Regions from separate parts of the Homo sapiens genome. Here region 2 is linked to region 1. A link is a contact called in ENCODE Hi-C or POLR2A ChIA-PET data. All regions are on one chromosome and are shown on one strand. The core of a region is the stretch at or near the end of the contact, and the rest is flanking DNA. Distances in the headings are between cores, read along the strand shown. Region 1 holds the start of FCRL5 (Fc receptor like 5). Region 2 has its middle 130 kb from the start of LINC02772.

Region 1 (4,703 bases), core at 13-2,512:
TTATAAACTTTGCCCTCTCATGCTCAGGACCTGGCCATTACCCACATTGTGTGGGGCCACACTGAGATGTATTCCTACTTCAGGAATTATAGTCCATGCACCTTCCAACTGTGAGGTCCTCTTTTCTTATATCACGCCTGCTCCATTTCTGCTCCTCTAGCTCCTACTCACCTCTAAGTTTCATGAAGTCTTTACTAGCTATTTTGAATACAGTTTATTATCTGCCTACAGCATTCATTGGTAACTTTGCCTGGACAATTATTTAACTGGGAGCTTGTTGCATAGCTGCTTGAAAGTACATTGGCCTTGCTGGGAGCCCTTCTATGTCATGACTTTCCAGAACATAGACGTAGTGTCTCCTATGGACTCTAATTGCTCAGCACCTGTGCATAGATATTACTAAACACATTTGCTGAACAAATAAATAAACATATTTAATTATAATATTTAACCTTTAGTAAAAATCAACCAGTTCGCACATATGAGTTGATAGAGACTTACGTACACCCACAGGGACAAAGAGAAAGTCATATGCTTTAGATTTATCCTTGCTTTGTCCACCTACGCCTCTGCGACCTCCTCCACCCCATGTTCTTAATCAGCCAATTGCTGCAGTGGTTTGCAATTATGTACAAGAGAAAGACCTGTCTTTCCCGTTAGAAACCTTGCCTCTTATGCTGGGGACCAGGATCTGGCCTTGTCATACAAGGAATAAATACATCTCCTCTGCAGAGAGGAGAGTGGGCTCTTCTATGAGTAAGACAATATGAACAAACAAACATGAAACATTCTCTGGACTTTAAGAAGTACTTTTTAAAGAAAAAAATAAATGAAATTTTAATTGTTGTGGTTATTGTGGTTTCCTACTCTGTAAGATTGAAAATTCCTTCCAGCTGTGGCCATTTTCTTCAGCCTCAAGAGAAAGCCCTGAGCTACAGAGTAAAGTTCAAAAATACAGTCTCCTAATGTAGGAGAGAGTCTCTCAGCAGGGGCTGAGCCCCAAGAAAGGACCAGGCCTGCGGTGGAGAGAGAAGCTGTCCCGATCCCACCCAGGGCCCATGGTGAGCCCTTTTACTCACCCAGGACCAGTAATATCACCCACAGCAGCATGAAGACCTGGACCACCAAGGGCTGAGATCAAAAGAGAAGTTTCCTCAATTCCAAAACAGGTTTGGACTTGATCTTACAGTCAGGACACTGCACACCAGCTCCAAGGAGCACATCTGAGAAGCTGTGCTCTCAAAAAGAGCAGAATGCATTAGTGAATTGAAAAAAGGAAGTGGGAGTACCCGTCTTCAGCTGCTAATCACAGTTTCCTACCCGATGATCAAAGAAAAAAAAAAGTTAAGGTTTTAAAAAATCAAATACCCTTGACCCTACATTTTTGCTATTGGGAAATTACCCTGAAGGAAGTATCTGAAGAGAGTACTATAAGAACGTTTATTGTAGCATTCATTATTGCCTAAACACTGGAAACAAAACAAAAAACCATGATATGGGGACTGTTTAAGAATATTCTGATTCATCCGTATGGTGACAAGCAATCATTAAAGAATAAGGTAAATCTGAACATGCCAAGAAGGGAAGACCACCTTGTTTGATGTGAAGAGAATAAAAGTGAGATATAGATTGGTTTTGTAGTATTATCCCATTGGGTAAATATAAAAAATAGGATATATGTGTACATCAACTCTTTTAAGTATACTTTCTTCTTTTCCTGGAAAGTACACACAAAAATATTGATTATGTTTGAGGAGCAATAGGTGGGAAGAACACAATTTATTTTATGTATTTCTGTACCGTTTGATTTTTTAAAAAATTACCAGGTGAATGTATAGCTCTTATGATTTTCTAAAAGTCAAGTTTCCATCCTGGTATACTGGTCAACAGAGGTTCCTAAGACATTAGCTGCCACGAGGAGTGCCAGTTTCTTTCTTTCAAATATTTTCTCACCCTTTCTCTCTGGGCCCATACCTTGGTCTTCCTAAGGGGGCATTTAATTTTATATCTACAAATGCACATCACCTTAGGTATATTATGTCACATCTGACCCACTGCACCCTGAGGCAAGAAAACCATACAGGGGTTACAGGGGTGAATAGAGATTAAGAGGAGAACTTCAAAGGGAACACAGAATCTTTACCTACTTTTGGTGCTAAAACAAATAGTGCTGCTATGAACATTCTTGTATACATTTATTGGGGCATATGCGCACATAATTCTGTTGGGTATATATCTGGGAGTGGAAGTCCTGGCTCATAAGGTATGCATATATTCAGTTTAGGAAGTATTACCAAATTATTTTCCAAAGTGGTTGTGCCAATTCCCACCACACCCACCAACCAATGTATGAGAGTTATCATTGTTCTAAAATTCTTGCTGATATTGGTATTGTCATCTAGTAAAATCTGGCCGTTCTGCTAGAATTATCTCAATGTGGTTTTAATTTGTATGTCTCTGGTGAATTTGAGAATGAGCATTTTTTCATAGTCTAATTGGTGATGTAGATATCCTTTTTATGTGCAATCTCTGTTCAAATATTTCCTCATTTTTCTCTTAACTTTCAGTCTTTCTTTTCCTGTTTTGTAGTTATTTTAAACCCTGAATATAAACCTTTTGTTGGATATATGTATTGCAAATGTCTTCCTTCAATCTGTGGCTTGCTTCTTTGCTCATTGATAGTGCCTTTTGATGAACAACCATTCTAACTTTGACATAGTCCAGTTTATCAGTCTTCTCCTTTGTGGTTAGAGATTTTTGCATCCCTTCTAAGAAAGTTAGTCTACTCCAAGATCATAAAGATACTCTCCCAGGTTATCTTCTAGAAACTTTATTTTTTACCATTTATTTTATATTTATAAGAGCATTGCAATTGATTTTTGTGTACAGTTTGAGTGTTTATATTCACTTTTAACTTAAATACAGATAATTTATCCTGCCCTATTTATTGAAAGTTGATTTTTTCCACAGTACAGTGCAATTTCACCTTTGTTATAAAACAAAAAGCCATGTAGGTCTATTTTTGGAAACTCCTTTCTTGTCCATTAGTCTATTTTGTCTATCCTCATGCCAATACCACACTCTTCTAATTATTGTGGCTTTATAATAACTCTTATTAACTGATAGTTTAAGTCATAAAATGCTGTTCTTCTTCAAAATTGTTATGGCTATTTTTGGCTTTTTGAATTTTTCTATACATTTAAAAATCACCTTGTCAATTCCTGTCCCCTCTCTCCCCAAAAGCCTAGTAGATTTTTAATAACTGGGATTGCATTGGATTTATAAGTTAATTTGTATAAATTAGAAAAGATTTAGTCTCCCAATCCATAAACATACAATATCCCCTCATTTATTTAGGTTAACTTGACATTCTTTCAGTAATTTTCTATAGCTTTGCCTCTGGAAAGTATATCTTTTGGTAGGTTTATCCTTAGGTTATTGATATGTTTTTTATGATATTGTAAGTGACATCATTAGATTTTTTTCTAAATGTATATTGGTATATAGAAATATAATACTTTTTTGTTTTACTGACCATTATTTTTATTTTTTTGAGACAGAGTTTTGCTCTTGTCCCCCAGGCTGGAGTGCACTGGTGCGATCTTGGCTCATTGCAACCTCCACCTCCCAGGTTCAAGCGATTCTCCTGCCTTAGCGTCCCAAGTAGCTGGGATTATAGGTGTCTGCCACCATGCCCAGCTAATTTTTGTATTTTTAGTAGAGATGAGGTTTCACCATGTTGGCCAGGCTGGTCTCAAACTCCTGACCTCAAGTTATCTGCCCGCCTTGGCCTCCAAAAGTGCTAGGATTACAAGCGTGAGCCACCATGCCCGGCCTTACTGACCTTTTAATATCTACTAAAATTGCGGAATTTACTTATTAATTTTAATAGTTTATCTTTAGGTTATTTTAGATTTCATGCAAACACAATCATATAATGATAGTTTTATTCATTATTTTTAATACTTAAACTTCCTTTTCTCTCACTTATTGCACTGACTAGGAACTCAAACATGATACTAAAGAGAAGTGGTAATATCAGGTGTCCTGTCTTAGTCTCACAGAAAAAGCTCTTAATATTTCAATATTAAATATAATATTTTCTGTAATTTTTTTTGGTGAATACTATGTATCAGATTAAATACCTTTCCTTATATTTCTAATTTGCTAAGAAATTTTCCTTTTTTCCTAAATAATGGATGCTGTTTCAGTAAATACCTTTATTGCCTCTATTAATATGATCATATGATTATTTACTTTTATTGTTAATATGATGAATTACATGGATGATTATAAATGTAAAATCAACTGTGCATTCCAACTTGGCCATGATGTGTTATCTTTTTTATATATTCTTGAATTTGACTTATAAATTTGCTGTGCTTTTTAGCATTTGTGTTCATGAGGAAGATGGACCAATTTTCTTTCTTGATGAATTTTAGTAACAAAATTATATTGGTCTCATAAGCAAGCTCCTTCTTTTTCTATTTTCGTGAAGAGTTTGTGTACGACTGATGTTATTTCTTCCTTAAATGTTTGGAAGATTTTACTGGTAAAGGTACTTACTTAGGCTTATGAAAAAATGCTCACCATCACTGGCCATCAGAGAAATGCAAATCAAAACCACAATGAGATATCATCTCACACCAGTTAGAATGGCAATCATTAAAAAGTCAGGAAACAACACGTGCTGGAGAGGATGT
Region 2 (5,040 bases), core at 2,174-4,673, 150 kb before region 1:
ACTACTTGAGGAGAAGGAGGCGGTGCCTTGGGGTTAAGAAGATGGTGCTCCTCCCTCAGGCTAATGGGAAGGGGAGTTCTTAAATGTCCTGGAGTATCCAGGTCTGGAGAGAAGAGGACATGACCTGAAGCTCAGCAGGTGGTGGTGAGTTTCAGGCTGCTGAGGCTGTGGCAGAGGGAGTGTGAACTTCTCTGCCCCACCCCTTTGAAATACCAGGAGCAGAGCTGACACAGGCTGAAAGGGAAACTTAGTTGTGATGCAGCCAAGAGCCTGTCAGCTTCTGTAGGGGGTTCTCCTTACCCTGAGTGTATAGGGAGGTGATGACCACTAGTGGGAGTGGAGAAACCACACAGCCGCCTGCAACAAGTAAATGCTGATGTTTGCATTGGAGATGTGGGGAGTTAACACTCTCCACAGGAGATTTGTTCTTTTGCTTACAGCTTCTTACTTAGGCAACTGAGAATTGAAGTTTTTGGAAAATGGATAAAAGAAATTTAAGTTATTATATGAGGTAGGGACAAAGTAAAGTCATCAAGTTCAGGAAGGGCATAGCCCAGCCTTGCTGTAAGAGGGTGACTTCTGTGCCTGACCATAGGCTGACACTGGTGACCACGGCCACCTGGGGCAGAGCTGTGAACCCAGGGAAGCAGGTGAGTGTCAGGGGAGGGTGTGGGAGGGAACACCAAGCTGGCTGTGCCCGAGAGAAGGGGGCCTGTCTAATACACTGCCAGGAACATCACAGAATGAGGTTGTACCTTTATCTCTTCTGCAATTACTTATCGACCATGTGTGGTACTGTAAGGGCTGGGAGAGGATGAAAGAGCTGAATGGCCTTCTCTAGACTCGTGGGCTGTCTCCCCAGTAGTAACTTGCTGGCCCTGCCCTTGAAGTGGAAAGAGTGTGAAGGGCTCCATGATCAAGCTCGTCCTCTTTTCTTACGTCGTCCCCCTCTGCTGTTTCCACTGCAGCTGAACAGGCCATCAAGCAGCCTGCCATGGGGCCCTGCTCCAAGAACCGGTTCTTCTGCTGGGCGACTGTGCTCCTGGTATTCATCAGCCTCCTCCTCAGGGAGTGGCAGGGTCCCTGGGAAGGGAGGGCAGTTGGAGAGGGCTGGGCTAGGTTGGCCCTGACCACTGGGTGGGCTGTTCAGGTTCTGATGTCTTTGGGCAACAAAAAGAGAAAAACACTCTGTTATCATTAACAACTGCAACATATTTGGTTGGAGTCCCAATATGGAAAGAATGAAAAGTTTTTTGGTGGTGAAGAGGCTGGGAACCCTGAGCCAGGGCTGCCTTGGCTGTATTGAGGGAAACTTTACCCACTGTCTGGGCTCAGGGCTGAGCTCTAAGCAAATCATCAGAAAGGAGAGGTCCCTTGAAAGTCTCAATCTTAAAATTGTTTTTGTAGTTTGATTAGTGTTCATTTTAAACATTAAAAAGAACTTATATTTGGGTAAAATGTGTCTATAGTGGGCACCCTTCACATCCCCGTGAGTTGCCTTTTCCTCCCCTCGGAAATGCTGCTCAGCCCTTGGATGAAACCATGTTTATCACAGCACTGTTCTAGGAAAAACCCTGGAAAGAAACAGGAGGGGCCCATCAATTCAGGAACATGTGAACAAGCTGAGAAGTATCTGTTCCATGGCATATTATAGAAGCTTACAAAAACAAATGTTCCGGTTATCTGGAAGGAATGTTCAACTTCCATGAAGTCAGATGCCTAGATTTCCATCAGCAAGATTCAGGAACCTGAATACAATACAGTCTTCATTTTATAAAAGGAAACGCAGCCACCAAACTTTAAGTGTTTATACACCCATATGTTTCTAAGACTATGTTAAAAATGTGGAAGGAATCAGTAGATTGCTAACATGGGCTACAGGAGGGCATAAAATTGGGAAGGAAAACATGGAGAGGGAGAAAGTAGGGAACACAGAATGTTAAGCAAAAAGTGAACTGAAAGAAAGACTGTCCAAATCTAGGCTGTATGTCACATTTGCTATTTTATGAACAACTATATGTTTGCATTTATAATAACATTAAATTTTAAAATGAGAAAATAATAATATCTAGTGCATATGAATTTTGATGAAAGCTTTGCTATGATTTTTGCTTTTATATCCCAGCCACTAGCTGAACTAACTTACACGGCCAAATCTAATGATTAGAGAGCACTTATAAAACAGGAGTTCTTGAAGGAACAATGAGCTTTGCAATAGCAAGAAGTTAGATGCCAGTTCTGTCACCAGCAAAACGTAGGCTTTCTCCACTTCTGCAACGTTGGTTATCTGGAAATATGTCTAACTGTGTAGAGTTTTCTTTATAGGCCCTGGGGTTAGAAGATTACTAAACAAAGAAAAAGAAGGAAGGAAGGAAGAAATGAAGGATGGGAGAAGGGGAAGGAAGAAGTAAAGAGAGAGAGAGAGAAAGAAGGAAACAACTTAGAATTTCTCATTTTGCGGGTAGATCTGTGTTCAGACAAAGAAAGTGATTCCCTCAGGGAACCACTGGGAAGGAATGAAATTGAAATTGGTTGTTCCATCAGTCCTTACCTTGTGGTACTGAATGAGACAAGCTCCCTTGCAGTGAAGTTTGGTCAGAGGCTGTTTGTGGAAGGAATATCACTGTGAAATTGCTCTGTTTCCTCTTAGGAATCCTGAAGCTCCAGAGTTGGAGGCATTTTTTTCTGTGGTTTCTGGATTATCCCTGTTCTAGTTCACCCTTGACCTAGGGAGAGGGATGGGTGGTGAAGCAGTGATGATGAAGGTGGGGATGAGATATTTGTCCTGATCATCCCTAAACTCTTACACCCTTCCTGAACATGTGTTTAGATGGGGAAGTGTGGAAGGGAAGGAAAGAGCCTGAGGGTGGCTCAGCTCACATATAATTTCCCAGGGACAGAGGTAGCTGCAGGTGAGGGTGGTCCTCAACTTGGGGGGACCCCCTGACCATAACAATAACAGCACTTACTGAATGCCCACTCCGTGTCTGCCAGCAGGGAGCTGGAAGAGAAAGGGTCTCTGCATTAGGGGCTCCAGACGCAGACACGAGACAATGGAGATGGCACCAAGAAGTGAGGTTTGGACATCAAACATGAATGGTTGGTTTGTGAGTGTGCTGATGGGGGCTATGTCAGACAAATGAGCAATCTTTTATGTTGTTTACAGAGCTTGAAATTGTATACAATTTAAATGAATGTTTAGCTCCACCTTGTAAATGACCAACCACTCCCTGTCTTGTTCTCTCTTCTTCAGGATTAGCATCTCTGTAGATCCAAGAACTCCTGCTGCCTTCCTTCCCTCTCTGAGTCTTCCCTCATCTTCCTCCTGGCTGTGCTCACCATCCAACTTCTGGGGCAGATCCTTCCTAACAGCCTGAGGGCGGAGCCTCCTTTCTCCCTGGTTCCCTCATCCAGGAAGTGAGCTTGTCCAGGCTGGCAGTTTAACCCTCTGTTAGCCAGAAGTCCCTGCTCTGCACTGCCACTGAAAGTACCTGCTTCCCCTTTTCAGAAGAGGGCAATTGAGGTGGAGGCCGCGGCAGCTTCTCAGTCCTGCGGGGCTCAGACGACAGTGCAGCTGAGCTAGTCTAGGGAGGGCAGGTGAAGGTGGAGGAGCTCACGGGCAGTATCCTGCAGGGGAGGCCTTGGGCTGGGGGGTAAAGTAGGCTCCAGGTCTGGCTCTGCCCTCTGTGACCCAGGACAAGTCTACCCCCTAGAGAGTCCCTCCTCTGTTAAAGCAGGAGCTTGGGCAGAATCACCCCAGTCCCCCTCAGCAGTGAGGCTCTGGGAGTTGGTGACTCCCGTGGCTCTACCAAGGTCTCTGCTCTGTCTCCCCATCCTGTCCTGTCCTATCCTGTGGTCTGACAGGCACTGACAGCCAGTGAGCCTGTTTCAGGCTTCTTCAGAGAGAAGACTCTGGGTGTCCCTGTGGCCACTTCCTCAGCCCTTGAGGGAGGAAGGGACCCTTCCTCTCTCAGCCTCCTCCACCTGACCCTCTGCTTTCTCTGCCTCTGCTCCTAAGAGGGATCTCAGGGGCCATTGCCCTCAGGCCACCTGCTGAAAGACATTGTATATAGGCTGTTCTCTAACTGCTATAAAGAACTACCTGAGACTGGGTAGTTTATAAAGTAAAAAGGTTTAACTGACTTTCAGTTCTGCAGTCTGTACAGGCAGCATGGCTGGGGAGGCCTCAGGAAACTTAAATCATATCAGAAGGCAAAGGGGAAGCAGGCACTTCTTACATGGCCAAAGATGGAGGAAGAGATAGCAGGGGAGGTGCCACACACTTTTAAACCGCCAGATCCTGTGAGAACTCACTATCATGGAAACAGCAAGTGGGAAGTCCGCCCCCATGATCAAATCCCCTCACACGAGACCCCCTTCTCCAACACTGGGAATTATATTTTGACATGAGATTTGGATGGGAACCCAAATCCAAACCATATTAGACATCCACTCCCTTCCCACAGTGTATGGAAATGTGGTCTGCATACTGCAATCAGAAAGGCCTTGTGCAACTGTGGCATTTAGAAGCTGCTAATAAAAGCCTCAACCAGACCTTTTCCTATCTGCTTCACAGAAAAGACTCGCTTATTTCTCAATGATCCCTCTTTCAGTGCTGGCAAGGGGAGAGACAAACATTATTTTGATCAGAATTATCCATGCAAATGCCTTAGGAAGGTCCCCCTGTGGAGTCTGAAATGTTGTTTCTCTAGCTAGTCCATTTGTCTTATTTCCCCCAGTCAGAAAAGAGGACTGTGCTTTTGAGCCCTACATTTGACAGAGCACTCATGGTTTTTGTCTATTGTTTTGCCAAAAATTGTATATTTAACCATGCAATTAACTCTGAAAGGGATGAATGGGATGCTTACTCATTAATTAATGAGGGGCCTAGTAGGATGTTATAACCCATTCAAAGGGAGCATCAAAGATACTTCTGTAGGCCAGCAGGAATGCTGAAATGAATTTACCAATAGATGCCCTGTGATCACAGGGTCTGTGGTATTTGTGGGTACACAGATGACTGTCTGGAGGATACACACT

Evidence for each region. A loop is a pair of places that touch in the nucleus more often than their neighbours do. ChIA-PET counts read pairs that join two places held with the same protein, here RNA polymerase II (POLR2A). Pooled maps may share reads with other maps.
Region 2: a loop to region 1 is called in a pooled map, with 2.7 times the contacts of the local background. The contact joins the enhancer-like site here to the promoter of FCRL5 in region 1. A Hi-C loop is called at or near these places in 3 of 37 single-sample maps with no recorded cell type and 3 of 50 pooled maps. POLR2A ChIA-PET finds 5 or more read pairs at or near these places in 2 of 52 experiments (A673 and WTC11).

The regions. Positions count from the first base shown.
Region 1 is chr1:157,551,253-157,555,955 of GRCh38, forward strand. It overlaps FCRL5 (Fc receptor like 5), which reads right to left and starts at 1,263. Exons shown (of 17, transcript NM_031281.3): 1 at 1,080-1,263. The coding sequence starts at 1,110.
Region 2 is chr1:157,399,933-157,404,972 of GRCh38, forward strand. No RefSeq gene overlaps it. Among named protein-coding and RNA genes, the nearest start is that of LINC02772, 130 kb to the left of the region's middle. RefSeq lists an enhancer at 3,313-3,362. Within about 2 kb of position 3,424, at least 3 of the 41 ENCODE cell types and tissues checked have a DNase peak (open chromatin) inside an H3K27ac peak, as active enhancers do.